2 separate regions of the Homo sapiens genome follow, and region 1 is linked to region 2. A link is a loop called in an ENCODE intact Hi-C map of the cell type or tissue named here. Cell type or tissue: PC-9. All regions are shown on one strand. Each heading gives the region's core, and the rest is flanking DNA. Links, peaks and the distances in the headings are about the cores only.

Region 1 (16,130 bases), core at 4,632-12,631, 60 kb before region 2:
CAAGGGCATTCCTACGTAACCATAGTACAACCATCAAACTTAGGAGATTGACATTGACATCATGATATCTAATCCATAGACCACATTCAATCTGCTGATTTTGATTGCCTCAGTAATGTTCCTGTGTTTCAGCATCCCAATCCAGGACCACATAGTGCATTTAGTTGCCCTATCTCTTGTTTCATTCAGTCCAGAACATCTTTTCAGACTTGTCTTTGACCTTGACACTTGAGGAGGATTGGCCAGTTTGTAGAAAGTTCCTCAGTTTTGGTTTATCATTAGATAAGACCCATAAGGTTTAGGATAGACATTTTTGTCCAATACTACAGAAATGATGCTCTATACTCAAATGTGTCATGCCAGGATGCACACAATGTCAATTTGTCTTATACCTGATAGTATTAATTTTGGTCACTTGGTTCAGATAGTATATACCAGGTTTCTCCATTGTAAAATTAGAATTAGGAAGTAATTTGTGAGGAGATTCTTAAAGATTGTAAATGTATTGTTTCTCATCGAATTGTCACGGGCTAGTCTATTGACAATTCTTGACTGAACCAATTACTATTTTGGTTGTCAAATGGTGAGTCCGTGGCTTCTGCCTTGGTTGGCATCCTACTACTGTAAGGAAGAGCTCTTCCTTCTCTATTCCTTCATTCACTTAAATCAGTATAGATTCATGAATGCCTGCTTTATTCAGTGACAGTGTATTATTGTCACTTATTTTCATGCTGAAATTTTCCCCGATTTGGTTTTTGGGAGTCTCTTCAAGCTGGCTTCTGTGTTCCTTAGAGATGCCTCATTGCTTTTTCCCCTCTTATTTTTTTTACGAGCTCATCTTACACTTTTTCCTACTCCCTACCCCAAGTCTAGAATTAGCCCTTTTTTCCAAGGAGCCCTGGTTTCTTTAAATGGGAAATGGTATATGGAAATGAAGACCTGAGAAAGGCTCACTGTCTTATTGGTGAACAGCTCAAAGGAAAACGTGTGTCTACACACATTCAAGAATAGTCACCTACTTCTATATCTATTTATATACATACGTATTGAAAACTTTGAGTTCACATTGACACCTTCAATTCAATCCTTTGAGGTTAATCTAGTCTCCCTTTCCATCTTTGTAACTTCCTTCTCTCATAGAAACCTGACTCCCATAATCCTAAATAATTTGTTCATTCTTCCTCCCTCCCTCAACCTCTTGACATGCCAGCTGCTGTCTCATCACACCCAGTCCCAAATATGCCAAATAAATCCGCAGTCATAGCAGCGCTGGTCCTGACCACACCAATCCCTAACATCCTCCCCAGCCTGGAGCCTGGACCATGGCAGCTGAATCTTTGACCCCAGTGATGTCAGTCCTGAGCACACCATTGGAATCCTAGGCTCCTGTCATCTGGCTGGAAGAGAGACAAATTCACAACCTTTTGATAATGAGCAATTATTGAATACTCACTGAATTTATCAGAGAAAGTTTAAAAGTGTACGATTATACATATTTACCAGGAATGTTTAAACATAGACATTTATGAAATTTATAGAAAATATTGAATTGTGGTTCTCACTTTTTGGTCTTGGCTGTAACAATTTTTAAATATTAATACTTCCTACAATAACTGTATCATGCTATTTTTAAGTGTCCTCACACTCAACCAATCTACTCTGCATCCATAAAATAAGCATGCAGTTCAGAAAATAGATTAAACGACTAATTGGCTATGCTTCTGAGTTACAAGTTTTATTTGAGTTCATCTTCAGCTTTAAACAATTAACAAAAAGCTGTACATGACATGAAAACCTGTCTCAGATTTCTGGATGCAGTCATGCCCATTCGTTACAGGATATTGTAAGTCTTCCTTTTATAGTGTTGACAGTACTGGAAATGAGATGAATAGTGACCGTTACCAATGAGGCATTGCTCATTGATAAGTGAATACAGCACTGAAATTTAAAAATCAGGCCGGGCATAGTGGTTCATGCCTGTAATCCCAGCACTTTGGGAGGTCAAGGCGGGTGGATCACGAGGTCAGGAGTTCAAGACCAGCCTGACCAACATGGTGAAACCCCGTCTCTACTAAATATACAAAAATTAGCCAGGCGTAGTAGTGTGTGCCTGTAATCCCAGCTATTCAGGAGGCTGAGGCAGGAGAATTGCTTGAACTTGGGAGGCAGAGGTTGCAGTGAGCCGAGATCACACCACTGCACTCCAGCCTGGGTGACAGAGTGAGACTCTGTCTCAAAAAAAAAAAAAAAAAAAAAAGATCGGGATGACTATAACACAGCCTGACTATAAGAATGGCAAGATCTTATTTACAGTTGTAGACACAGACCTGACACACAGTAGTTGCCATCTGCCAAATTCTCTGTAGATCATTTTATACCAGAAATTTGCTTTTTGAGATCTACTGCCAGCAAAATAAATCTTCTGTATCAATTATTTTAATCAAAGTTGTAAGAGTTCATCTAGTAGTTGCCAAAAAATGAGTAGAATGTGTTGTGATTCAACACAGGAGACTAGGACGGTGAACCAAGGTCTACATATTCTCCATCTCCAAGTATAGATACATAAGTCTCATGATTAAGATTCAATGAGAGTTTTAAATGATTTTTTTGTTTTAAAACTGAGTCATAAATGCAGCAGTGTGTACATATATATGTATCATTTAAAGAATGATTATAAAACGAATTCCCATTTGCCCCAACACCCTCATCAGGATGTTAAGGAACCACCAGGATGCCCCTTCCTGATCACATGCCTGTCACTTCTCACAGCAGGTGTAACCACTATCTTGAATTTTATGTTAATCCTTCCTTGGCTTTAAAACAAAAAAAGCTACCTATACAATTGTAACTATAGTTTATTTTCATTTTTTAAAAAACTAAAGTATTTTACTGGGTTTATACTACAATGTATTAATCCCACTGTTGATGGGCATTTAGGTTGCTTTCAGGTTTTCTTCCTACTATGAACAATGTTACATTGAAAACTTAATCTATTTTTCCCTTCATTCACTTTTTTTGTTTGTTTTTTGTTTTTTGTTCTTGACACGAAGTCTTGCTGTGTCACCCAGGCTGGAGTGCAGTTGCGCTATCTCGGCTCACTGCAACCTCTGCCTTCCCGGTTCAAGCGATTCTCTTGCCTCAGCCTCCCGAGTACCTGGGATTACAGGTGAACGCAACCACACCCACTAATTTTTGTATTTTTAGTAGAGACAAGGTTTCACCATGTTGGCCAGGTTGGTCTCGAACTACTCACTTTGAGTGGGCTGCCTGCCTCGGCCTCCCAAAGTGCTGGGATTACAGGTGTGAGTCACGACACCTGGCCCTCCATTCACTTTTTTAAACAACAACAGCAACAAATATGCGTTGTGATGATCATCTCATTTAATCTTTACTTAGGCAGGTGTGATGGTTAATACTGTCAACTTTATTAGATTGAAGGTTACAAAGTATTGATCCTGGGTGTGTCTGTGAGGGTGTTGCCAAAGGAGGTTAACATTGGACTCAGTGGGCTGGGGAAAGGCAGACCCACCCTTAATCTGAGTGGACACCATCTAATCAGCTGCCAGCGAAAATAAAGCAGGCAGAAAAATGAAAAAGATAGACTGGCCTAGCCTCCCAGCCTACATCTTTGTCCCATGCTGGATGCTTCCTGCCCTTGAAAATTGGACTCCAGGTTCTTCAGTTTTGGGACTTGGACTGGCTCTCCTTCCTCCTCAGCCTGCAGACATCCTATTGTGGGACCTTGTGTTTGTGTAAGTTCATACTTAATAAACTCTCCATATATTTGTGTGTGTGTGTGTGTGTGTGTGCGTGTCCTATTCTGTCCCTCTAGAGAACCCTGACTAATACAGATTTTGGTATTGGGAGTGGTTCTAGAGGAACAGAATATTAAGGATGGAGTTCTTTCATTGGTTTGGGGTTTCTGGAGTTGGCTGCTTAATATGATTAGAACCCAAAATGCTAAGGACTCTACTTCTAATAGTATGGAGAACACTGATAGTCCTTGGTGTGAACTGTTTAGAGAGTTATGCAAAATAAATGCATTTGACCCTCCTGATTCATTACTCGTGAGAGTCAAGTTTAGTGACTCTATGCATAATACCTTTCACCATATGTGGAGAACCAAGGAACATAATGAAGCTGGTTGGTTGTTCCTATGTTCAGTGGACAAAGTGATGAAAGAAAATTATGAACTCAGGGATTCTGTCTCCCAGCTTCAGAAACAGATAGCCTCAAATCTGCTAAGACTGCCCTGAGTGAGAATCTTATCTCCTGAACAGAAAGAGCTGAAATTGTGGAAAAACAAACACAAGCTCTTATCATGTGAGTGGCTGACTTGTAACAAAAGATGCATGCACCAGGTGTTTACTGTTAAAGTGAGGGCATCTACTGGAAAAGAATGGGACCCTGAAACTTGGAATGGGGACATGTGGGACTGCCAGATCCCCCTGATGAAACTAGGGACACTGAGTTGTGGAATAGATTTGTAAGGGCAGCACCTGCATCTTTGAAGAGCCCTGTAATTGCTGTAATTGCTCTTCTCTGTGTGTCAGATCTAATGATGGGAACTGCAGTCACTCAACTACAAAATTTAAATACAATGGGAATAATTGGATCCCGAGGTAGCGGGGGCCAAGTGGTGACACTCAACCATCAAAGGCAAGGTGGGCGTAGTTACCATAACGGATAGCAGAGGCAAAGCGACAATCAGAATAGTCTGATGTGTCTAGAGCTCTGGCCTTGGCTAATTAATCATGGTGTTCCTAGAAATGAAATGGATAGGAGGCCTACTGCATTCCTACTTAATTTATACAAGCAGGAAATTTCTAGGTTGAATGGACAAAAGACTAATTTGAATTATAAAAACAGAGAATCATGGCCACTCAATCAATTTCCAGACTTGAGCCAGCTCACAGACCCAGAACCCCTTGAATGAAGGGGAAGCCAGAACCCCTTGAGGAAGGACACCACATTACTGACAATTTATGCAGTGAATCTTTCTCCCATCCTTCCCCAAAGAGATCTCTGGCCTTTTACCAGGGTAACAGTGCATTGGGGAAAAGGAAAGGATCAGACATTTCGGGGACTACTGGACACTGGCTCTGAGCTGACATTGATTCCAGGGGACCCAAAAACGTCATGTGGTCCTCCAGTTAAAGTAGGGGCTTATGGAGATCAGGTGGAATTTTAGCTCAGGTCCGACTTACAGTGGGTCCAGTGGGTCCCCAGACTCATCCTGTGGTCATTTCCCCAGTGCCAGAATGCACAATTGGCATAGACATTTAGCAGCTGGCAGAACCCCCGTGTTGGCTCCCTGACTGGTAGGATGAGGGATATTATGGTGGGAAAGGCCAAATGTAAGCCATTACAGCCGCCTCTACCTAGAAAAGTAGTAAATCAAAAACAATATTGCATCCCTGGAAGGATTGCAGAGATTAGTGCTGCCATCAAGAACTTGAAAGATGTAGGGGTGGTGATTCCCACCAAACCCCTGTTCAACTTTCTCATTTGGCCTGTGCAGAAGACAGATGGATCTTGGAGAATGACAGTGGATTATTGTAAGCTTAACGAAGTGGTGACTTCAATTGCAGTTGCTATAGCAGATGTGGTTTGATTGCTTGAGGAAATTAACACATCTCCTGGTACCTGGTATGCAGCCATTGACTTGGCAAATGCCTTTTTCTCCATTCCTGTCCATAAGGCCCACCAGAAGCAATTTGCCTTCAGCTGGCAAGGCTGGCAATATACCTTTACTGTCTTTCCTCAGAGGTATATCAACTCTCCGGCTATGTGTCATAATCTTATTCACAGAGACCTAGATTTCTTTTCACTTCCGCAAGATATCACACTGGCCCATTACATTGATGACATTATGCTGATTGGATCCAGTGGGCAAGAAGTAGCAAACACACTGGATTTATTGGTAGGACATTTATGTGCCAGAGAATGGGAAATAAATCTGACTAAAATTCGGGGAACTTCTACCTCAGTAAAATTTCTAGGGGTCCAGTGGTGTGGGGCCTGTTGAGATATTCCTTCTAAGGTGAAGGATAAGTTGCTGCATTTGGCCCCTCCTACAACCAAGAAAAAGGCACAATGCCTAGTGGGCCTATTTGGATTTTAGAGGCAACACATTCCTCATTTGGGTGTATTACTCTGGCCCATTTATCGAGTGACCTGAAAGGCTGCCAGTTTTTAGTGGGTTCCAGAACAGAAGAAGGATCTGCAACAGGTCCAGGCTGCTGTGGAAGCTGCTGTCCCACTTGGGCCATATGATCCAGCAGATCCACTGGTACTTGAGGTGTCAGTGGCAGATAGGGATGCTTCTTGGAGCCTTTGGCAGGCTGCCATAGGTGAATCACAGCAGAGGCCTCTAGGATTTTGGAGCAAGGCCCTGCCATCTTCTGAAGATAACTGCTCTCCATTTGAGAGACAACTCTTGGCCTGTTACTGGGCTTTGGTGGAAACTGAATATTTGACTATGGGTCATCAAGTCACTACATTAACATTTGAATCAGTGGAAGAAGCATGATTGGAAAATTGGTGACATATTTGAGGAAGAGGAATGTGGATGGACCTCTCTGAGTGGCCAAAAACCGTGAAGATATTTGTATCCCATGTGAGTGCTCACCAACGGGTGACCTCAGCAACGGCAGATTTTAATAATCAAGTGGATAGAATGACCCATTCTGTGGATACCACTCAGTCTCTTTCCCCAGCCACCCCTCTCATCGCCCAACAGACCCATGAACAAAGTGGCCATGGTGGCAGGGATGGAGGTTACGCATGGGCTCAGCAACATGGACTTCCACTCACCAAGGCTGACCTGGCTACGCCACTACTGAGTGCCCAATTTGCCAGCAGCAGAGACCAACACTGAGCCCTCGATGATCAGCCCCATTCCTTGGGGTGATCAGCAAGCTACCTGGTGGCAGGTTGATTATATTGGACCTCTTCCATCATGGAAAGGAAAGAGGTTTGTCCTCACTGGAATAGACATCTACTCCAGATATGGGTTTGCCTATCCTGCATGCAGTACTCTGCCAAGACAACTATCTGTGAACTCGTGGAATGCCTTACCCACCATCATGGTATTCCACACAGCATTGCCTCTGACCAAGGCACTCACTTTACAGCTAAAGAAGAGTGGCAGTGGGCTCATGCTCCTGGAATTCACTGGTCTTATCATGTTCCCCATCATCCTGAAGTAGCTGGATTGATAGAATGACGGAATGGCCTTTTGAAGTCACAATTAAAATGCCAACTAGGTGACAATACTTTGCAGGGCTGGGGCAAAGTTCTCCAGAAGGCCGTGTGTGCTCTGAATCAGCATCCAATATATGGTACTCTTTCTCCTATAGCCACGATTCACGGGTCCAGGAATCAAGGGGTGGAAGTGCAAGTGGCACCACTCACCATCACCCCTAGTGACCCACTAGCAAAATTCTTGCTTCCTCTTCCCGCGACATTACGTTCTGCTGGCCTAGAGGTCTTAGTTCCAGAGGGAGGAATGCTGCCACCAGGAGACACAACAATTTCATTAAACTGGAAGTTAAGATTGCCAACTGGACACTTTGGGCTCCTCCTACCTTTAAGTCAACAGGCTAAGAAAGGAGTTGCAGTGTTGGCTGGGGTGATTGACCTGGACTATCAAGATGAAATCAGTCTACTACTCCACAACAGAAGTAAGAAAGAGTATGCATGGAACACAGGAGATCCATTAGGGCGTCCATTAGTATTACCATGCTCTGTGATTAAGGTCAATAGGAAACTACAGCAGCCCAATCCAGGCAGGACTACAAATGGCTCAGACCCCTCAGGAATGACGGTTTGGGTCACTCCACCAGGAAAAAAACACAACCTGCTGAGGTGCTTGCTGAAAGCAAAGAGAATACAGAATGGGTAGTAGAAAAAGAGTCATCAGCTATGACCATGTGACCAGCTGTAGAAGGGAGGCTGTAATTGTCATGAGTATTTCCTCCTTCTTTTGCTAAAAACATGTTTGTGAATGTATGCACTTGTACTAAGAAAATATCTTTATTTTGGCTGGGTGTGGTGGCTCCCACCTATAATCCCAGCAGTTTGGGAGGCTGAGGCGGGCGGATCACCAGGTCAGGAGATCAAGACCATCCTGGCTAACACGGCGAAACGCCATCTCTACTGAAAATACAAAAAAATTAGCCAGGCATGGTGGCGGGCTCCTGTAGTCCCAGCTACTCAGGATTCTGAGGCAGGAGAATGGCATGAACCCGGGAGGCGGAGCTTGCAGTGAGCCGAGATCGCGCCACTGCACTCCAGCCTGGGCGACAGAGCGAGACTCCGTCTCAAAAACAAACAAACAAAAACCTTTCCCTTTATCATGTGACAGAAGATTTATTGACTTCATATCAGCATTTAAGCAGTGTTAACTTTATGTAATAGTGTTTGGGTTGGGGATTGGTGCATTTCCGGTTGTACGAAGGATAGTTGTATTATGTGAATTGTAATTATGACCTTGTTATTGTCTTTATTTGAATATTATGTATGATCTCAGGAGATGTGTATGGGTTCAAGTTGACAAGCAGTAGACTTGTGATGGTTAATACTGAGTGTCAACTTGATTGGATTGAAGGATACAAAATATTGATCCTGGCTGTGTCTGTGAGGGTGTTGCCAAAGGAGATTAATATTTGAGTCAGTGGGCTGGAAAAGGCAGACCCACCCTTAATCTGAGTGGACACCATCTAATCAGCTGCCAGCAAATAAAAGCAGGCAGAAAAATGTGAAAAGGAGAGATTGGCCTAGCCTCCCAGCCTACATCTTTGTCCCGTGCGGGATGCTTCCTGCTCTCGAACATCAGACTCCAAGTTCTTCAGTTTTGAGACTCAGATTGGCTCTCCTTGCTCCTCAGCTTGCAGACATCCTATTGTGGGACCCTGTGATTGTGTAAGTTAATACTTAATGAACTCCCTAATATCCTATTAGTTCTGTCCCTCTAGAGAACCCCGACTAATGCAGCAGGTATTCTTAACTGCCTTTTTCAGACAAGCAAATAGACTTCAAAGAAGTTAAATAACTTACTATAGGTCATATACTTAATAAGAAAGGGTGGTAAGACTTCAACTCAGGTGTCTTTATTATAAATTCTGTATCACTTCTAAATTCCTTCATCTTCATTTTTAGGTCAGAGCTGCTATAAATCATATACTTTCAGACTGTATTTTTTCATTCTAGTTGCAAGGAAATTGAAGTTAAGGGTTATCACATCCCAACTCCAATGTAACTTTTAGTGTGTATGTATAAAAGTTTATTCATTTAATTAAAACCTTTGTGTCTAAAATTGCTGAAGTTCTGGGTTGCAGTGAGTTTTGTAGGTTAAATTTTGTTAATGAGAGAACAACACAGCAGATGACAGAATTAACAAGTCCACCCCTCCACCCTCTGTCCCAGAAGAACAGTTTAGAAAACAGTGCTGTGATGGAGAGCTGTTGAAGACATAAGCATATGGAATAGAGCTTGAAGGAGATCACTTAGCTTCTGCTCATAATCAGGAAAAGGGTCAGCAATCCACGTGAGAAATAGGTCCTTCATTAAGCCACCCTCTGTGGGGATGATGACCTAAATTCCAGTTTATTTTTAGAAGCGCAATTGACAGGGATTAGTGACTCACTGTGAATGTGGAGTTGGGAAGCGTAGAGAAAGGGATGCTTACCATGGAAACCTGAGGACAAATAGTGTAAGTGAAAACAAGGATTCCCGGCTTCCTTGCTCCTTTGGACAGAAGGAGGTAAAGGTTGGCAGGTTTAACCTTAGTATTCTAGAAGGAAGCCATTTATGATTAGGACTGTTTTTAGATACATTATCTTCTGATTTGGTGAATTCCCTCAAAACTGGGAAGCGTTAAGTCAAAAACTAAGTAACCATCTACCAGGATTATTATTAGGTAGGAAATTGAGATAGATGGTCTGTACAATCTTTCAAGTTCTGAGCCTGAGTCTATGCCTTTGAATTTAAAATGAAAGAGATGTTTCTAGGTGCTGAAAATCTAAAATCACTGCATTAAGCAATTGCAGTATTTTTATTATGTCACTGTTATGAATGTCAGCAAGGAGGCATTTAAACCCCATTACCTAGGAGACCTCTCTAGAGTGCTGGGGGGGAAAAGAATTCTATCTAGAGTAAAAATATCCTTCAGAAATTTAGGTGAAATACAGATGTTTTCAGACAGAAAGGAGAATTAGTTACCAACAGCCTTACATTAATTGAAATTCTGATGGGAGGTCATTAGATAGAAGGAAAGTAATCCCAGATGGAAATACAGAAATGAAGAAAAGGATGAATGCAAAATTAGCTGGGCGTGATGGTGCATGCCTGTAATCCCAGCTACTTGGGAGGCTGAGGCAGGAGAATCGCTTGAACCCAGGAGGTGGAGGTTGCAGTGAGCCAAGATCATGCCATTGCATTTCAGCCTGGGCAACAAGAGCAAAACTCAAAAAAAAAAAAAAAAAAACAGAAAGAAAGAAAAGGATGACGACCTCTAGAAAAGGTAAATATAATGAACATCAACTGTTACAAAACAATACTAATATTGAGAAGTATAAAATTTATGCAGAATTAAAATGCATGACAGCCATAATGGAAAAGGCAAAAAGCTGGAGTTAAAGTATTATAAAGTTCTAGCACTATCAAGAAAGTGGTAAAAGCAATAATTTGTATTAAATTTATCAAGATGTGTTTTGTAACATCAAAAAGAAGTTAAAAGACGGGAAAATAGAATACTAGGGTAATTCAAAGAAAGGCAAGATTGAAGAAAAAAGGATAAATGAAACAGTGGGTTAAATAGAAAGTAAATAGTAGGATGGTAGATATAAACCTGCTTAAATTAGTAATCACATTAAATGAAAATTGACCAAACATTCTGAGTACTAACCTACTGTTGTTGGACTAGGAAAAAAACAAAATCTACCTACATCCTGTCTAGAACAGACACGCCTTAAATAAAGGTGCACAGGAAGTGCAAGGATTGAAAAGGATACACCTTGGAACCAATGAAAAAACTGGTATAGCCATACTAATGTCAGATAACACAGATTTTAAGTCAAGGAGGATTACTGGAGATAAAGAGAGATATTCCATAATGATAAAGAAGTCAATCCACGAAGAAGATTTCAAAATTCAAAATAAGATCATTTCAAAATATATAAGGCAAAAATAGACAGCTAAAAGGAAAAATGGACAAGTCCATAATCATAAGGGTTGCTTTAACACACCTCTGAAGAGACAAAAATAAAATCAAGACCACAGTTAACAAACTTAACCTAACTGACATACAGAGAACACTGTCAACCGTGACAAAATTCATATCTCATTTAAGCTCATATTTAAATTTTACCAAAATTGACAATAAGCAGGCCATACAGAAAGCCTCAAAACATTTCAGAGGGTTGAAATTATTCAAAATATGCTCTCTGACCTTAGGGAAATTATGCTGGAAATCAGTAACAAAAGATAACTAGAAAAATCCTCAACTGCCTGGAGATTAAACAGAACACACTTCTAAATGATCTGTGGATCAAAGAAGAAATAACAGACACTAGAAAATATTTCAAACTGAACAGTAGTGAAGACGTGCCATATCAAAAATTGGCTGCAGCTAAAGCAATGCCTGGAGAGAGATTCTTAGCCTTCACTACATGTCTTGGAAGGTTGAAAGGTTAAAATCAATTAAACTTTATCTTAAGAAGCAAGAAGAGGCTGGGCGTGGTGGCTCACGCCTGTAATACCAGCTCTTTGGGAGGCCGAGGTGGGTGGATCACCTGAGGTCAGGAGTTCGAGACCAACCTGGCCAACATGGTGAAACCCGGAAACCAGTAAAACAAAACAAAATTAAAGAAAAATAATAAAGCTAAGGACTGACTCTTTGAAAAGGTTAAGAAAATTGATAAACCCCCAGTAAAACTAATCAATCAAAGAAGAGGAAAAATAACATCAGGAATGAAAAAAATATTACTAGAGACTCTACAAACATTGAAAGATATGATGATATAATGAACAACTTAACACCAATTTGAAAATTTGAATAAGAACAAAATTAAGGACAAAATAAACTGACAAAAAATCTGGAGAGTCCCCATCTACTAGTGGAAATTGAATCAGTTATTTAAGACATTTCCACAAGGAAAATGTAAAGCCTCACCAGTGAATCCTTTCAAACATTTAAGGAACACATTACCCCAATCTTAAGCAAATTCTTCCAGTAAATAAAAAAAGAGAATACTTCCAGACTCTAAAAGTTCATCCTCACCTTGATGCCAAAACCTGACAAAGACATCACAATATACAGAAAAGCAACTCTCAGTATATTAAAAGAACCGTATATTACTACCAAGTGGGTGACTTTTTTGTGTGTGCAAAAGTGGTTTAACATTTGAAAAATCAGTCAACATAATTTACCACATTAATTTTCTTAAAAGGAGAAAAGTATAGCTATCTCAATAAATAAATGCAAATTTAAAAAAAGATTTTATAAAATTCAACAGCTATGTATGATTTTTAAAAATACACTTAGCAAACTGTAGATATGACTTCCCTAAACTGATAGAGAAACACTCTTCAGGAGACTATTTAGTGGTAAAATATTTAAAGGTTTGGCCCTGAGATTGGGAATCACACAAGAATACCTACAATTACAACTTCTAGTCAACATTGTACTAGAGATTCTAGCCATAAAATAAGGCAAGAAAAAGAAATGAAAGGCATAAAGATTGGAAAAGAAGAAGTGAAATAGTCATTGTTTGCAAATAATATAATTATTACATGGAAAATTTAAAAGCATTTATAACCTATTAGAATTTGAATTGGAGGTGAATTTAGAAAAAAAAATGCTTAAAATTCAGTATTCACAAGTCACTTATATATTAACACCAAACAGGAAATGGAATTTATGAAATGATATTATTTAAAATAACATCAAAACATCAAATACTTAGGAAATCTAAGGAGAGATAACGTAGAGATGTACATCTGAAATACACAAAATATTTTTGGCAAAAATTAAATAACCAAATAGAATAATATATCATTTGTGTAGATTGAAAGGTTCAGTATTATAAAGATGGCAGTTCTCTCCCAAGTTGATGTATACATTTAACCCAGTCTTATTTATTCTTGTTAAGTATTTTACAAATGTGCTTTGGGGCACTTTGATATAGTCTGTCTCATGATCCTCAGAAAGGCAGGGTAGGTGTTTTGAACTCTCTTTTAATGGCTTCAAAGACTTGCCATACAGCAAGTAGGAGAAGGTAGCACCTGAACTATATCTCTTTGTTGTAAGTTACTTTTTACTTTGACATTCTTTCTTCTTCACTTATTATTATTACTATTATTATTATTATTATTATTATTATTATTATTATTATTTTGAGACAAAGCCTCACTCTGTCACCCAGGCTGGAGTACAGTGGTGTGATCTCAGCTCACTGCAACCTCCGCCTCCTGGGTTCAAGCGATTCTCATGCCTCAGCCTCCCGAGTAGGGTTACAGGCATGCGCCACCATGTTCAGCTGATTTTTGTATTTTTAGTAGAGACAGGGTTTCACCATGTTGGCCAGGCTGGTCTGAAATTCCTGACCTCAGGTGATCCACCCGCCTCGGCCTCCCAAAGTGCTGGGATTACAGGCGTGAGCCACCGCGCCCAGCCTCTTTTTCACTTTATACCACAGACTATTCCAGTCCTATTCTACCTGGCTACATCCCTTCCTCATAGGATCCTTCCTCAAAGGGTCCCAAAGATCTCTTGGAGAATACACTGTCAGATTTAACTCACCTCAAAATTCAGGTGTTTAAAAAAAAATACTATGCATGCTACATATTATGGAAATTTATTCATTTAAATAAATGCCTTGAATTTAAAGTTAGAAAAATTTTCCACCCAGCACTGTGATTGTCGGACTTTGTTGCCTCCTTCAAAACTAGCACCATTCAAGGGACACCCTGGAGATGTGAGACTAAATATTTAACTGAATATTTGTAATTAGCTTTGTAACAACAAAATGGTTCTAGCTAGCTCCAGAAATTAATGCCTAATCTAGAGAAAGCCCTACATTATTTTGGGATCCTGTAAGACTTCATGTGATAAAGACAATTTTCTAGCATGAGGGAGTTGAGTGGGTTGTGTAAGTTACACATTCTTTTGGTTATCCTTTGAATAGGGCTTTTCTTTCCTCACCACTTGCCTCTTTTTTAAGTTACATTTGATGCTGAAGAGGGATTTTTTTTTTTTTTTAAAGCTCATAAACTTATTTGGGCTAAGCTTTTATCAGATAAGGCTCCTCATAAAATAATGTGTCCAGCACTGTTCAGAGCTTCCCTAATGTTACCAGGCTCCCTTGGAATTACATTGAAGTTGTCATTGGTCAGATTACATTTGAAGTAGAACGTGTAATAATTAAATGTGTAATTTAAGAAGAATGTAGACATATACCAGTTGGCAGTGATGATGGAGCACTGAGAACTTGTTCAAGAAATGTTGAGGAACTATAATTAACAAAATTTTAGTGACTTATTGTGAATATAGAATTGGGAAAGGTGAGGCTGGAGTTGGACAAGGTAGGGAAGGGCCAGAATCTGTAAACCAAATCACATGATGAATAGGTGAAGACTGGAGGTGCCTCTCCTGGAAAAGAGGAAAATTGGGGACATGACAGCTGTCCTCAAATACTGCAAGCAAATAGGGACTAAACTTAGACTATTTATTTGCTCCTTTAGGAAAAAATACGATCAAAAGCTAAGATTGAGATGCACATTTCTGCTTTATAAAAAGAACTCATTTTACAATTAGAACAGTTCAAAATGGAACACATGACCTTGTGATCTATCAGTCATTAGGGACACACTCAAAGCAAAAACTACGTGACCACTGTCTTAGTCTGCTCTTGCTGCTATAACAAAATACCACAGCCTGGATAACTTACAGACAACAGAAATTTGCATATCACAGTTCTGGAGGCTGAGAAGTCCAAGATCAAGGCACCAGCAGATTGGGTGTTTGGCAAGGGCTTGTTGTCTGCTTCCAAGACGGCACCTTGCTGTTGTGTCCTCACATGGCAGAAGGGTGAATGCTATGTCCTCACATGGTCAAAGGCAGAAGGACAAAAGGTGCTGATTGCTGTGTGAAGCCTCTTCTATAAGGGCATTAATCTCATTGGTGGGGATGATGATGCCCTCATGGCCTAATCAACTTCTAAAGGCCCCACCTCTTAATACTATCGTATTGGGGATTAACTTTCAATGTATGCATTTTGGAGAGACACATTCAGACCATAGAAACCACCTTTAAGCATATTGTGAAGAAAAATCTTTTTGGGGAAAGGAAGTAAATAAACCTAATTCCCAGCTGGGCTGCATCCAAAAATGCTTTGACACACAAGGGTCCTTTGCTGAAATAGCTTACATCCTGTGACCTCAACTCCCTGCCAGGATCATTGGGCTGTTGTTCTTGGCTTCCAGTCTCCTGTCTTACTAGAAACATAAATGTGATATTACTATTGGGTTGTTATATTCAAAGATTTTTGTGTCTTACATAAAGTTAGGGGTTGCACTGTATACATTTATTTATAACTTAATTCAACAAACATTTAATGACAACTTACTATGTGCCATCACTATACCAGCTAATAGACACAAAATAGCAATTAAAAAACACTCCCTGTCCTTGTAGAGCATAGAACATAATACTATCAGAAGCTGGCAGTTAGTGAGTCCTCTCAGAGAGTTAATTATCAGATTTATTTGGAAAAGTCAGATTTGGTTACATACCATTTTTTTCCGAGAATGAATAGCAGAATTTCCCTGTATAAAAAGTCCAAGAATAGAAGCCAATTTTAAATTAAAGCTAAAATAGTATGACTTTTATTATTCTGAAAATGTTGTCATTCCCCATTTCCAAAATAATACAATGAATAATCAGAAGAGCTGTATCCATGTTTTTCTTTTAGGAGACTTTAATACAAAATTACCGTGTACTTCATCTACAATATGTCTTCTGCTGCTGATCTAGATCTGAGCTGTCCGATACAGCTGCCAGAAGCCACAGGTGACTATTTATGTTAAATGAGTTAACATTATATACAATTTAAAGTTTAGTTCCTCAG
Region 2 (13,949 bases), core at 4,802-12,801:
GGAGAAAAATACAATTTCCAAATCCTCTGTTATAATTGCCATCGGCCCCCTGGAGTGGTGAGATCTCGGAATATGGCTCGGGTGCAGTGGCTCTTCACTGTGGGCCTGCAGGCTATTCTGAAAAGCTGATGAAAACCAATGACCCCTCTTCCAAGAAAAATGGCCACATACCAAACATTACACTGTACATCTGATTTCAGGGAATTGTAGATGCCAGGTTAGTAGCCTCAGGTCTAGGGTCAAAATTCAAGTCGAATCCCACAGGAAGAGGGTCTGCCTTCGGAATTCCCTTTCAGAGCATTGGGAGAACATCATGGGAGCATATTCTAGAGACAGAGGCTTAGGGTGTGGACAGGGCCATCCCTCACCCACTGTGCTGACCTTAAGCAGCACCTTGTGCAGCCCATACCTGAAGGCCACCAGCAAAGGCCTGTTGGGGAGCAGGCTTTACCCGACCTGTATAAACACCAGGCTAGGTGAAAACTGAGATACCTGGTTACTTTAGTTTTTTCCTTGGGGGAGCTCAGTATGATTCTTCCAGGAGAAGCCTGCTTTTAGACTAAAAAGAAAAAAAGTTTGATAGGTCAACCTAATGATTGGAGGTGGCCTTCCCCACTGTGAACAAACTATGGCTGCATGTGCCCTACAATGGCAGAGTTGAGTAGTTGTGATAGAGACTGTATGATCTGTAAGCCTGTAATTTTTATGTTTGCTGACCCCTGGATTACCAGATGATAGAAGAGGAAACATCTGTCTTCCTAGCAAAGTCAAGGAAGTGGCATTTAGCAGGACTCATATTGCTGCAAGCACTGCCTTGCAGTTTTAGTTTACAACTGCACTTTCAGCTTAAGAAACACCTGCCCATCCAGAGAGATCGTGTGGGGTCACATGGTGGGATCAGGGAGGCCTGAAGACAGCTCAGTGGAGGCTGCATGGAGCTTTGGTGGGAACGGCCCTGGCAGTGTCTATAGATGTTATTGCGGAAAACTGAGGGGTGGGAGTTGGAGAAGGGGGCTCCAGACTCTAGCTGTACTTGGCATTTGAACCCGGAAAGTTGGGTTTCATGTTTTGCACTCACATTATGAGTGAAATATTGGCTTATTCAAGGTTCTTTTGCTTGCAAGGCACGGAAACCCATTCAAGCAATCTTAAACCCCAGAAGGAAATCTATGATTTGGATACTAGACATTCTCACAGAGCCAAGGGCAGCAAGGCGGGGCTCAGGAGAGGCAGGCCAAGACCTGGAGAGCTGTCAGGAGCTGCTTCCTCAACTCTCTTCCATCTGGGCCTGCCAGCCCTGGCCTCTGTATCTACTCCATTCACCTCTCTCCATGGACCAGTCTCCCCTGCTCCTCAATGCCTGGGCTGCCATTGTTCATGCAATTCACAATACCTCGGCCTGGGCAATCAGAAGCTCATCTCTGAACACCATCCAAATTCCTGGGAACAAATCGGGTTGACCCAGCTTTATTCTCCCTGTCCCATCAGCCTTGGCAGAGGCGTGCATGTGCATGCGTGCCAATGTGTGTGTGCAGGGAGGTCCTTGTGGATGAAGCATGGCTGTCAGAGCCTACCTGCGTGAATGGGTGGAAGGGCAGGTCTCAGAGAATTGGGTAAAAACTGGATAAACCCTCCAGTGATATCCACCAATGTCACCCTGTTTAAGGCTTCTCTGGGCAAGAGACACACAGAGCATGGGACCGAGAGGCGAGCAGACCCTGCCAAAACTGGGAGACTGAATAGATCGCTCACCATCCTTGTCAGTTAGCCTATATGTACAAGGAAGTAAAATTATCTCTTTCTCCTGCCTTGGCAGTATTGTAAGGATACTCAATGTAGTAGCTAGGCCAGACACATAGTATCTTTAAATATAGCATGAGATGGCCAAGCACGGTGGCTCATGCCTGTAATCCCAGCACTTTGGGAGGCTGAGGCGGGTGGATCACGAGGTCAGGAGATCGAGACCATCCTGGCTAACACGATGAAGCCCCGTCTCTACTAAAAATATAAAAAATTAGCTGGGTGTGGTGGCGGGCGCCTGTAGTCCCAGCTACTCGGGAGGCTGAGGCAGGAGAATAGCGTGAACCCGGGGGGCAGAGCTTGCAGTGAGCCGAGATCACGCCACTGCACTCCAGCCTGGGTGACAGAGCGAGATAAAAAAAAAAAATAGCATGAGATATTATTACTGTTATAAAAATAACAGCTATTTCCTTATTAATGAGGCTTTGTCCTTACAGCTTGGCAAGGGTATATCGAGATTTTCAAGAACTCCTCATGAATGCACCAGAGAGCCAGCACCTTGGCCGTATTTGGACAGAGCTACACATCTTGTCCCAATTCATGGACACCCTCCGGACTCACCCGGAGAGAATTGCAGGTAAGCATGACTGCAGTGCTCTCAAGCATCATTTCCCTCACCTATGGAGAGACTGAAGATATAGGAAAGAACAGGGAGAGTTGGTGAAAAATATACTAGCGGAGGCAGGAAGGGATGGGGTCTGGAGGCGGCTTGAACATCACCTTGGTGAAGATGCCTCTTCCTCCACAGAAGCCTGGAAGGTAGGAAGTTGGGAAGGAAGGCAGGAAAGGTCTCATCCACGTTAAGTCTAGAGACAGAAAGAATGCTAAGAGAGATGGCACTATGGGAAGTATGAGGCTAGGTCAAGGGCTAGAAGCAGGGGAGACGAGTTTACAGAGTTTCGTAAAGATATAGAGCAACTCTCACAGAGTTCTAGAGCGAGAGCTAACCAGGAACATGAAGCAGCAAGGCCAACTATCATTAAGGAGCCAGGGAGGTCAGAGATCATGTATTATCATGACATAAATATGCATAATTGTACTATTTCTCCCAGTAATATTTAGCACCCAGGCCCCGAGGCAGAGCAAGTGGAGAGTGGGTGATGCAGGGCTGGGGGTGTGTATGGAGGCACCACAGAAGGTCAACAGGCAGCGGGCTGAAGGCAGGGACTGGACTACATGCATCAAGTCCAGGCTGCACGAGGAAGGATGAGAAGGCAGATGAGCACGGAAATGGACTGGGGGAAATGAAGAGGCAAGGGAATAGAAGTCTCAGTGGGTGCCATGACCCTGTTTAAGTGATTGAGAAAATGAACAAGATGAAAAGGTTAATGGCTGTGGTCAGAAAGTGAAATATGTGAATTCAGGATTTCGAAGGTAGGGTGGGTGATGACTGGCCCCCAGATGCGGCCATGGTGAAGTGGGGCAAAGGTGCAGGTGCATGGTGAGGGGAAGGAGGAAATGGGAGGTGATGATGTTGGCCCCACACGGACACCACGGTTGTGCAGGAAGATGGCAGGAGCTGGGCACCAGGGTGGGAGCCACCTGGAGTCAGGAAGAGTGAAGAGAAAGGATGAAGAGGCTCCCTCTCCTGTGTCTCTCCTCCCCAGGAGAAGAACAAGAAACAATCCGAAAGTAATAACACCAATGTGCCTTTACAAAGTGTGAGTGGGTGTTGTGTGCTGTCACGTGTGTAGTAGGCTCCTCTGTGGATGGCTAGAGGGACTGGACATGGCCACTGGATCCCACTTGCAAGAGCAGAGGAAAAGAGTGGTCGTGAGGAAGTAAAGCCCCCCAAAATCCAGGGGTTGCTGCAGCTTTGGGTGTGGAGCGTGCCCTCTGAGGAAAGGCTGCTCTGGGGGAGATTGCCCAGGAAACGGGGCTCAGAGGCCACGAAAGCAGCTGTTAGGGGCTTCTGGGAGATGTGTGCTCCTAGGATTAGGGAGTTGACTCTAAGGATGACCTTAGAGGTTAACAGGGATGAGAAAGGGGTCACCAAGGGGTCTACCAGGGGAATGGGAGAGGCTGTATTGATAGAACAGCTTCTGCTGCAGGTTCCAAACAAGAAATGTGGGAGAATGGTTGAAATCAGCCCCGGGGGCACCTTCCCGTGCATGCGTGCAGCTCCTTCAACATTCAGTCGACCTTCAGTGCCTCCTGTGAGCCAGGCACTGGGCTAGTCTCTGGGGGTGGAGAGATGAGTCAGGCAAATGCCAGCCCTCAGAGGGCTCACAGGGCAGAAGGTGAGAGATGAGTGAGCAGAAAATGACCACAGCGCGTGTGGGGCCCAGTGGAGGGAAGGAGGGGATTCAGGAGCACAGGAGAGTCAACAGGGGAAACTTCTCCGAGGAGAATCTGATCCTCCTCCCATCTGGCCACCTTCTGAAGCCCTCTCTCCCCATCCAAGTGAGAAAGGACAGGCGTATGACCAGATTGGTGTATGAAGATGCTGAATTACGTTCTCATTGTTTCAAACTAGTAAACCATAGATTTTATGTAGTAACTTCTACAAACTGCATTACAAACACTCCATTCTTTGTTGCCCTGGGTAGAAGTTTATTTTAGTGAGCCCAAGTTTGAGGAACCTTATATGGTATGAGTACAATTACCATTTTAATAGTAAGAAATCCCCCTTCCCCTGTGTACCAACCAGAAGGTGTTTTTTTCCTAATTTAAACAAACAGATGCAGACGTGGGCTGTCCAGCTCCTGGCGGGATGACATACCTCATGCATCCAGTGGGTTTGATGATGAGGCAGACATTTCACTTAAGTGCCTGATCATCAGATTGAGTCCTGCTGGGAGGAAGTGTGAAGGAAGTAATTTCAAACCACAGTTTCTCTGTGGCTTTTACAATGTGGATATGAGAACCAAAATCACTACTTCTTAACCCCAGAGCAGGACTGATTTTGAATTGGTATGCAGGCGGTTCCTTCTGCAGGCTTCGGGCTGTGAGAAGTCCCTAACAGAGCAAATCTGGGGACAAGGGCTCAGGAAAGGTTGGCCACGGCCCCCTAGGAATGGGGGCTCTGCAAGATCCCTGGCCTTAGAGGCTGTGAGAGGGAACAGGGGTCCATCCCCAAGTAAGGGACACGGTCTTTGAGGAAATCCCAGGCCAGGGCCTGAAGGGCACTGTCAGGAACACAGGCTGTTTCAGTCTGTTGAGATTCACCGGGGCGCTGCTCACTGTGAGCACGGACTCCTCAGGCCAATGTGGCAGAAGAGCCCACCTTTGAAAGCGAGCGGGTGGGGGTGGCGGGGCTGGTGCTGGTGCGTGCTTCTGCACAGCCACCTGGGAAGGTATGCCGCTGGTTGACCCAGGCAGAGGTTTTCTTTCATGGCAAACCTGCAGTACTGCATTCTCAGCAGGGAGGATTAATGGTAAAAGACCAGGCATGGAGCCCCCTTCCCTCTCCCTCGAAGCAAGCTCTGTGGTCTCTCAATCATCTTTAAAACACCTTCTTCCCGGGAGCCTCCTACATTCTCCTGGCTTCCCTCCCACCCCCACCCTCAGCTCCTGGGGCCTCAGCAGCCCCACCCCCAAGCCTCTAATCTTCCCAGGGAAGGGAACAAGAAGAACCACATTTTAAACGAAATTTATTTTTCTTTCCTCAGGCTCCCAGTTCACATTTCTCCCTCAGGAGTCTAGGGAAGCTTCTGTCTGGTATCGGCCTCCTCTTCACCTGGGCCCCCGCCCTCCTCAGGTGTACCAGAAGCCAGCACACTCCCCCTTCCCCCCCAGAGCCACAGCAGCCCTGTCTCCTGGGTGGTCTTGTGTGCCAAGCCTGGGCAACATCACTCCCAGCTTTTCTTGTTTTGCCCCTTCTCCCCAGCAAGATATTTGTATGTAAGGTCAGGTGAGTGAGTTAAAGAATAACGAAGAGATAAACAGTCAAATGGAGTCCTGACTGTCAGGTCAAGACAACAGTTATTTACTGAATGCCTCATGTCATTCAACAGACATTTATTGAGACTCTGATTGGATGTCAGTCTTTAATGCTGGGTGTCAGAGAGAGGTGACTTCAAGGGCTTGCATCTGTGCACCCAGCATTGCTAGGTACAATGAGGAGTATAATAAAAGCAGGAGCCATAGCCCCCAACTCTCAAGAGATCTCCCATGTGTGTATGTCTGCATATGCGTGCGTGTGCATGTGTGCGCATGTGTGCATGTGTGTGTGCATGTGTGTGCATGCGTGTGTGTGTGCGTGTGTTGGGGATGGTGTTGGTGGAGTGAGAGTGTACAAGGCTGTGTATGAAGGGGTAATTGGGAAAAGAACAATGGAGCTGGCACCCAGGGACAGGAGGAAAAGCAGGAGGGCTGGGTTTGGAAGACAGCCGGATTTATGTTTTTGAAGAGGGAAGACTAGAATATAAGGGAGCAGCCCTTCTCAGAGCCCTCCTCCTCCCTTCGGGCCCTGTGTCCAGCTTTCCCCAAAGTCCTTGGATCTTTCCTATGCAAAGGGGAGTGACAGTGGGCACCACTCTCAGGGAACCCATTACTGTGAGAGAAGCCACTGTGCCACTGTGTGGTCGAACTTCAAGACCGGCTTCCCCTGCCCCAGCTGCATGGACAGGCCTGTGGGGTTGGCGCAAGACCCTTCCAGAGGAAACTAGCTGCAACATAAATCCGGATATGGTGCTGTTCAGGGAAAGGCACAACCTGGGGATGAGAAGGGTGGCTGTCCAGCACACAGGGGCAGGCCTCTTGGCCACTGGGGGAGGGGAGAATTTGGAGAGGAAGAGGATGGGATGCCGTGGAATTGGGACCAGGAAAGAATGGGGACATGTGATGGTTAAAGCTAGTTAGAGAAGAACTGGGAGATAAACAGTCACCCATGCCCCTGAAGCACTCGGGGTGAAGAGATTGGCATTTTCACGCACCCCAGTGCTTTCCCTTTGTGTTGAAGTCCCTTCGTAGACATCCAGGCCCATAAGGCTCTTCTCTGGCCAGAGCCTCATGAACTATAGCACTAGCAGGGTTGAGGCCAAGCATTGGCCCTGGAAGCCAGCCGAGGAGGAGGGTGCTTGTGTGAATCTCCCAGGAGGGGTAAGAATTATATTAATTCGATCATAATAAGCATTTATTGAGTGCTGTTTTGAGGCCTGGGAGCTAAGCACTTCACATTCCTTACCCCGCATCAACAATCCTATGAGGTAGATGTGGAAAATGCAGACACGGGGACAGGCTCAATCACTTGCCCCAAGGTCACCTTAACTGTTAGGTGTTCTTTATGCCTCCTTATAAAGAAACCCTGCTTCCCACAGGTGTTGAGAGGAGCTGGAGGGAGCTTGACTAGGGCTCATCAGGCAAGCCCCGGCATGTGCCTGGCTCTCCTCTTTCTACCTGGAGCTTTTCCTGCCCTTAATGGCCCCAACTCATTTCTCTTAGTCCATGTCAGTGCCCTGAGCATCTCAGCCCAAGCTGAGATGATAGAAACACCCAGAGGGGTCCTCTACCCTGTGACAGCTGCGGTGTGGGAAGAGCACGTGTCTCCTCCAATCCTAGACCAGAGTTTCTCAGCCTCAGCATCACTGACACTTGGGGCTAGATAATCCTTTGTGTGGGGGAGGGAGGAGTGTCTTGGGCCTTGCAGGATGTTTAGCAGCATCTCTGGCCTCTACCCACCAGCACCTCCCCAGTTGTGACACCCAGAAATGTCTTTAGATCTTGCCAAATATTTCCAGGAGGATGAAATTCCCCTGTTTCAGTTCCCCAGCCCCACCTCAATGAGAAGCACTGTCCTAGACCAACCCCACAAAGCATCTGACACCCCCATCCAGCCCTGGCTAACTTTTTCCACCTTCTTACTAAATTGGGCCCAGCTGCTTCAGCAGTCAATGTGTTGGGGGCAGCCCACTGGCAAGAGCCTCACCTCTAGGGGCTCCCAGAGACCCCAAGAACAGAACCTTCCTCTGAGAGTTGAGTTACAAGTGTTTCCAATCGACTCTGGCTGTTTTCCTTTTTTTGACCCATTTCCCCTTCAACACCCTGTTCTTTCTCTTATTCATATGTAGGAAGAGGAATACGAATAAGGGATATCTTGAAAGATGAAGAAACACTGACACTATTTCTCATTAAAAACATCGGCCTGTCTGACTCAGTGGTCTACCTTCTGATCAACTCTCAAGTCCGTCCAGAGCAGGTAGGGGGATGTCACTGGCCAGTGGTCCCTGGAGGGGAGGGAAGCACCCAGCCTGAGAAAGGCAAGAAATATATTGGCTTTTTTCTTCTTTCTTCCTTGTGTTCACATTCAGAATCCATCACTTAATGCCTTGTATTTAGAAAAAAACCGGGGGATCACTTGAGATCGTGATCATTTTCAACATAGGATTCGAAGCTGTACACATCCTGGTGACCTTAAAACATCTCAGGTTTTTATAACTGGAAGGAACCTTAGAGATCATGGGGCACAACCTTCTCTTTATAGATGAGGAAACAGAAATCTATTCATTTATTACTCAAATATTTAGGGACAGTTGTAGGTACTAGAACACAGTGTGAACCAGACAGGCAAAACCCCAGGCCAGGGAGCTTCCATTCCAGTGGGGCCACAGGCGATGCTCAGGTAAGCAGAGACTCCGCTGTGTGACTTCTGGCTGTGATGGGTGCTGCAAGGAAAATCCGGTAGAGTCGAGGGTTAGAGAGGGACGGAGGGGCAGGTTTAAGGGGGATGCTCAGGAAGGCCTTCCTGAGGAGGTGGTATTTGAGCAGAGTTGTCTGTCAGCCACACAGTAAGTGAGAGGGGAGTTCCGGGCTTGGAAGCTGCCAGCACAGTGCTGGCAAGTGCTGGGGTGGCGTCCCGAGGCTACAGAACCTGAGATGCTGCAGAAGAGCCCACTTCTGCTTTCCTGGACCACTTCCTTCTCAGCACCAGGCAAACTCCTTCTTCTATCCCCTGGCACATTTCTGACCTGTGTATACGCCCCCAATTTATCTAACCCCTTTAAATAATCTCCTCTATTTATGCAGAGCATTCTTACCACTAACTCACGACTTGCACATCCCTTAGCTCCCTTACTCCTCACAACAATCCTGAGATGGGTCAGAGAAGGAGGCTTGCGCGTCTGGTGATGGGGTGATTTGTGCACAGTTACAGGGCTAGAAATTGTCAGAGCCAGATGGAATCCAGGTCCTCTCAATCCTAATCCAGTGTTTCTTACTTCAGTCCTGTGGCTCTCAAAGCCCAGAGACCAGCAGCATCAGCGATGCCTGGGAGCTTGTTAGGAATGCAAATTATCAGGGCCCACTCCAGGTGAACTGGGTCCAAAGCCCTGGGATAAGGCCTAGCAATCTGTGCTTCACAAGCCCTCCAGGTGATTCCGCAGGCTCAGGTGTGAGAGCTGCAGCTGTCCTCTGGGCCTTCTGGGCTCCCCGCCCAGCTTCTTCAGTGTGATGAACACAGCGAGAATGCTAGATCTGCAGCAGCTGATATCCCAGACACCCTCCCGACTCCCTCCTGGCTGGGTCTGATCCTCCTCCAGACTCCAGGAGAGAACGAGACATAAACAGAACTTCAGAGCCTGTGTTAACCCTGAGATCAAGGTCTGCACAGGGTGCTGTCTGAGTCCAGAGGAGTGAGGGACCCCACCCCACCTGGTCAGCACCAGCTCCTGGAAGCAGGTTCTCACACTGGTTCCCTGCACAATGAAGGAGCTCATACCTGCTTTTCTGGCTTCTCAGACCCTGAGGTTTTCACCGAAACTAGACAAGGGGAACCTAGGGTCAGCCTGGAGGCAGGGTGAGCTTGGCGCCTGCAGTGCCCAGGCCCTGGGTGGTGCGGCTCCGGCCAGGCCCTGTTTAGCTTCCTCTCCCACCCCCACAGAGGGGGTGCTGTCGGCACCGATTGCTCATTTTCCCCTTTGCTTTCTCTTCAGCTCGTAAAACTCAAGTCCTGACAATGCCTTGATGACTTCCAGTTGGTAATAAAAGGGAGATGAAGATAAGGACAGGAATTTCGGGGAAATTTCTTTCCAGTTCCTTACTAATGTGACATTTAGATCTCTAGTACTGTGCTTCTGGCATCAGTGCCAAGGCCTTTCATGTTGGAGAATGGAGGCCGGGGTCACCAGGTTGTGCCTTTATTTCATGTTGCTGGCTCTGATGAGCTGATGCTCTGCTGATTAGCAAACGCTGAGCCATCTGCGCTTCGCAGAGGCACGTTCCAGCCAACCCGGCCCTCCCTGCCCACTTCCCAGGATGCTTTGCCTTGTGGGCTCACCTGTCTTCTAGCTCCTGATCTGTATCTCCACCTCCATCCAGTTCCGGGGCTCCTTATCAGCACTGTTCCCAGAACTGTCCATCACGATGGCAACGTTCTCTCTGGGCGCTGTCCAACATGGGAGCTCGCCTCTGTGTTGTCACTCATGCTCATTGAACATGGATTTGTGTCCTTTACCATCAGGACTGGATACCCCTCCTGGTCCTTTCTGCCTGGGGTCTTAGCACAGCTCAGAAGGAACCTCACCATTCCCTCTCTCCATCTAGGGAATTAGAAGATGACAGGGGCACAGTTCTCTGGCTCACCCCCAGCCCAGTAAACTCCTGGACATGCTTCAAGGCCCAGCTCAGATGTTGCCTCCTCAGTGAAATAATTTATAAACCCACCCTTCTTTGTCCTGCCTTCTCCCTCTTCCCTACTCACTGGAGAGTTAACAGGTGATGGTTAAGCTCTGGGTTCAAATCTCACAAGGCCACACACTTAGCTATGTGACTTCAGGCAAGTTAATTAACCACTCTGTGCCTCTCGTTTCCTCATTTGTAAAATGGAAATAGTAAAAGTGCCTACCAGCATGGCAGTTGAAGTTAAAAGAAATAATATATGTGAACACTTGGAAGGGCGCCTGACACATAGTAAACTCTCAGTAAATACTAGCTGCTTTTAGTGGCTATTCTTAACACACCCTCTTCAGTGCTCTGGTTTCACTATGTTTTATGGGTCCCTGAGATCGAAAGTGTCCACACCGACTCATGGTCAGCTGTAACCTGTGCCTCGTGTGGGGACCAGGCTGCCATGTGTAGTCTGGACAGTGTAGGAGGTGGCAGAGCTCAGGCCTGTTCTGCCCTCCAGCCCAGAGAGCCACGTCGTTAGATGTCATGGGAGACTGTGGTGCCCCGGGAATCTCACGAATTTGCCCACGGTACTCAGTGTCTGTCCAATGCTATGGGAGTCCAGGACTCTAGGAGCCAGTTAAGGTGCTGGGTGGCCACAGGTCCCTGGCCAAGGTCCAGGCCTCTCCCCTGCCACCTGATCCTCGAGAGGCCATCACGAGGGTTGTACTTCAAGAACCACTATCCTTGAGCTACCTAGGAGCTGCAGAATGTGCACTCTGCAGGGCTTAGGGCCTGCAGACAAGATAGATGCAGGGTGTCTAGTTAAATTCGAACTTCAGATAAACAACAAATAATTTTTTCAAATAATTGTGTTCTATTCGGTCCCTATTTGGGACATATTTGTACTAAAAAGTATTCATTTATCTGAAATTCAGATTCGACTGGGCATCTGGTGCTTTTGTTTGCTAAATCCAAGAGCAAATTTGTTCTAGCTACTTCTCAACCCCACCTTCAGAGAGGAAGCCTTGATGGTACTGTAACATCATGCTGTAAGAAGGGGATCCCTTGAATTGTAAATGGCACTCTGATAAGATGAGGTATGGGGATTGTATTGGTTTCCTGTTGCTGCTGTCATAAATTACCACAAACTTAGTGGCTTCAAACAACACAGATGCATTATCTTACAGTTCTGGAGGTCACAAGTCTGAAAGTTAGGGCATCAGCAGGACTGCATTCCTTACTGCGGAGTTCTAGAGAAAAATCCATTTTCCTGCCTCCTTCAGCCTCCAGAGACACGCCACATTCTTTGGCTAGTGGTCTGCTTCCATCTCCAAGGCCAGTGGGGGCTTATCAAGTCTTTCTCACATCACATGACTCTGTTTCTTCTGCCTCCCTCTTCTACATTTAAGGGACCCTTGTGATTACACAGGGGCCCACCTAGAAAAGCCAAAATAATCTCCTTATTTTAAAATCAGCTAATCAGTGGCTTTAATCCCATCTGCGATCTTAATTCCTGTCGCCATGTAACACAAGGTATTCCCAGGTTCTGTGGGTTAGGACGTGGGTGTCTTTCCTACCACAGGGCAGTTTCTAGTGTTGCCTCTTCTCCCTGCAGTTCGCTCATGGAGTCCCGGACCTGGCGCTGAAGGACATCGCCTGCAGCGAGGCCCTCCTGGAGCGCTTCATCATCTTCAGCCAGAGACGCGGGGCAAAGACGGTGCGCTATGCCCTGTGCTCCCTCTCCCAGGGCACCCTACAGTGGATAGAAGACACTCTGTATGCCAACGTGGACTTCTTCAAGCTCTTCCGTGTGGTAAGGGAGGGGTTTGGCTGCTCGCCAATTGCAAGGTGATTCCTGGGGTAGCAGAGCCTCACGAATTGACCTTGGGGAGGGCGTGAGCCTGGTGTTCTGGACAATCCTTGCAAAAGCTCCAGGCTCCCAGGGCTCAAAAAATCACAACTGATAGTATTTCTAGAACAGTGGCCCAGGGACCCAGAAGTCACTATGAGGTTCACCATTAGGTATGTGGCTGTGGCATGTTTGTGTCCACTCTAAATGTGGGGATAATCCCCTTTACCTCCTCTAACAGAGTGGTAAAGGAAGGAGGAGGCCTGGTTTGACTCCCTGACCTGCTATTTCCTAGCCAGGTGATCATGGTAAGATATTGAACCTTTTCTGGTCCCAGTACTCATCTATAAAACAAATATAATACTTTACAGAGTGGTAGGAATTATACAAGAAAAGTATACGCAAAACATTTCATAAATTTTAATAAATGATGGCCCCATGCTTCTTCCTCTGGAAATGGTCTCAACCTCAATGGTTGGTGTTTCTAGAGAGAAAAAACGACAGAGAAAGTTTCATAGTCTCAAAAATTTGGAAAGCCCTGATCTAGCTCAACCCTTTGTTCTAGAACTGCATCCCAGACAGACTGCTTGGGACCTGAAAATATCTCCTCCTTTGCTAGAAGGATAAGATGAGAAGGAATTAGATAAAGGAGGTGTAGAGCAGAGGTTTTCACACTGCAAAGTGCATAAAAACCATCAGAGGGCCGGGCGCAGTGGCTCACGCCTGTAATCCCAGCACTTTGGGAGGCCGAGGCGGGCGGATCATGAGGTCAGGAGATAGAGACCATCCTGGCTAACACGGTGAAACCCCGTCTCTACTAAAAAACACACACACACAAAAATTAGCCAGGTGTGGTGGCGGGCGCCTGTAATCCCAGCTACTGAGGAGGCTGAGGCCGGAGAATGGCGTGAACCCGGGAGGCGGAGCTTGCAGTGAGCCGAGATTGCGCCACTGCACTCCAGCCTGGGTGACAGAGCAAGACTCCGTCTCAATAAAAACAAACAAACAAACAAACCAAAAAAACCCATCAGAGAAGTTGGTAAAAGATGCAAGTGCTAAATCCCCACCCCCAATCACTGTGATTCAGAAGAACCAGGCCAGGCCCAGAATCTATCCTGTTACCTTAGGCGATTCTGATGAAGACCATTGTAGGCCACACTTTCAGAAACACTCAAAATTAGAATCCTTCAGAGAAGGTGGCATATATAATATTTCTAGCATGGAATTATGTTTTTTTTCTTTTGCCTACATTTTAATTTCTAGAACTGTGTTGTAGGGAATGTCAGTCACTAAGAACTTGATTGAGGAACTGTGTTTTGTCTGTTTCATGACTGCTCTCTCAAGTCCCAGGAAACTCACTTTCAGCTTGTCTTAAAAAGCAAGCTGAAGGCTTTTAAAAATGAAGCAACATGAAATAAGACACCGCAGTTTCTGGCACGGTCCACGCTTAATCCCCTTCAATGTGTGACTTTCCGTGGAAAGTTACTCTACGATTTTCCCAGCTCGTCAGGGTGGGGCCCCAGAGTGAGTATGAAGGGTCAGAGCCTAGGGATGCCACCATCAGTGAGAGCCCAGGACCCCAGAAAAGGTCTCTTGGCTCACCACACTGTAGGAAAAATAAAAAGCAATGTAGTCCAAATGTCTCTATCCAAAGTTTCAAAAAGAACTTGATTTTAGACACGCTCCTTGACTTGTTTTCAGAATCAGACAGAAGAGTGAGGCAACAAAGGTCCCTTATTCCAGGCAGCTGAAT

The links. Peaks named below come from ENCODE experiments on the same cell type or tissue, not always from the same donor. Only the 100,000 strongest peaks of a DNase experiment are listed, where the experiment ranks them.
Region 1: it touches region 2 in a loop (3-fold over the local background); 6 of 110 quality-filtered maps call a loop at or near these places.

The regions. Positions count from the first base shown.
Region 1 is chr1:94,154,493-94,170,622 of GRCh38, reverse strand. LOC105378858 (a long non-coding RNA gene) reads left to right here and starts at 8,895. Exons shown (of 4, transcript XR_947605.4): 1 at 8,895-8,925; 2 at 15,975-16,072. It overlaps ARHGAP29 (Rho GTPase activating protein 29), which reads left to right. Exons shown (of 23, transcript NM_004815.4): 23 at 1-1,718. RefSeq lists a silencer at 15,316-15,610. In PC-9, for the core only: no CTCF peak of the experiment used is centred there; DNase peaks (open chromatin) are centred at 6,299, 6,549, 7,144 and 9,612.
Region 2 is chr1:94,097,005-94,110,953 of GRCh38, reverse strand. ABCA4 (ATP binding cassette subfamily A member 4) reads left to right here. Exons shown (of 50, transcript NM_000350.3): 4 at 2,238-2,377; 5 at 7,812-7,939; 6 at 11,963-12,160. Among named protein-coding and RNA genes, the nearest start is that of ABCA4, 17 kb to the left of the region's middle. RefSeq lists enhancers at 3,450-3,949, 3,950-4,451, 9,063-9,563. In PC-9, for the core only: no CTCF peak of the experiment used is centred there; DNase peaks (open chromatin) are centred at 5,283, 9,203 and 9,693; H3K27ac peaks cover 5,104 bases.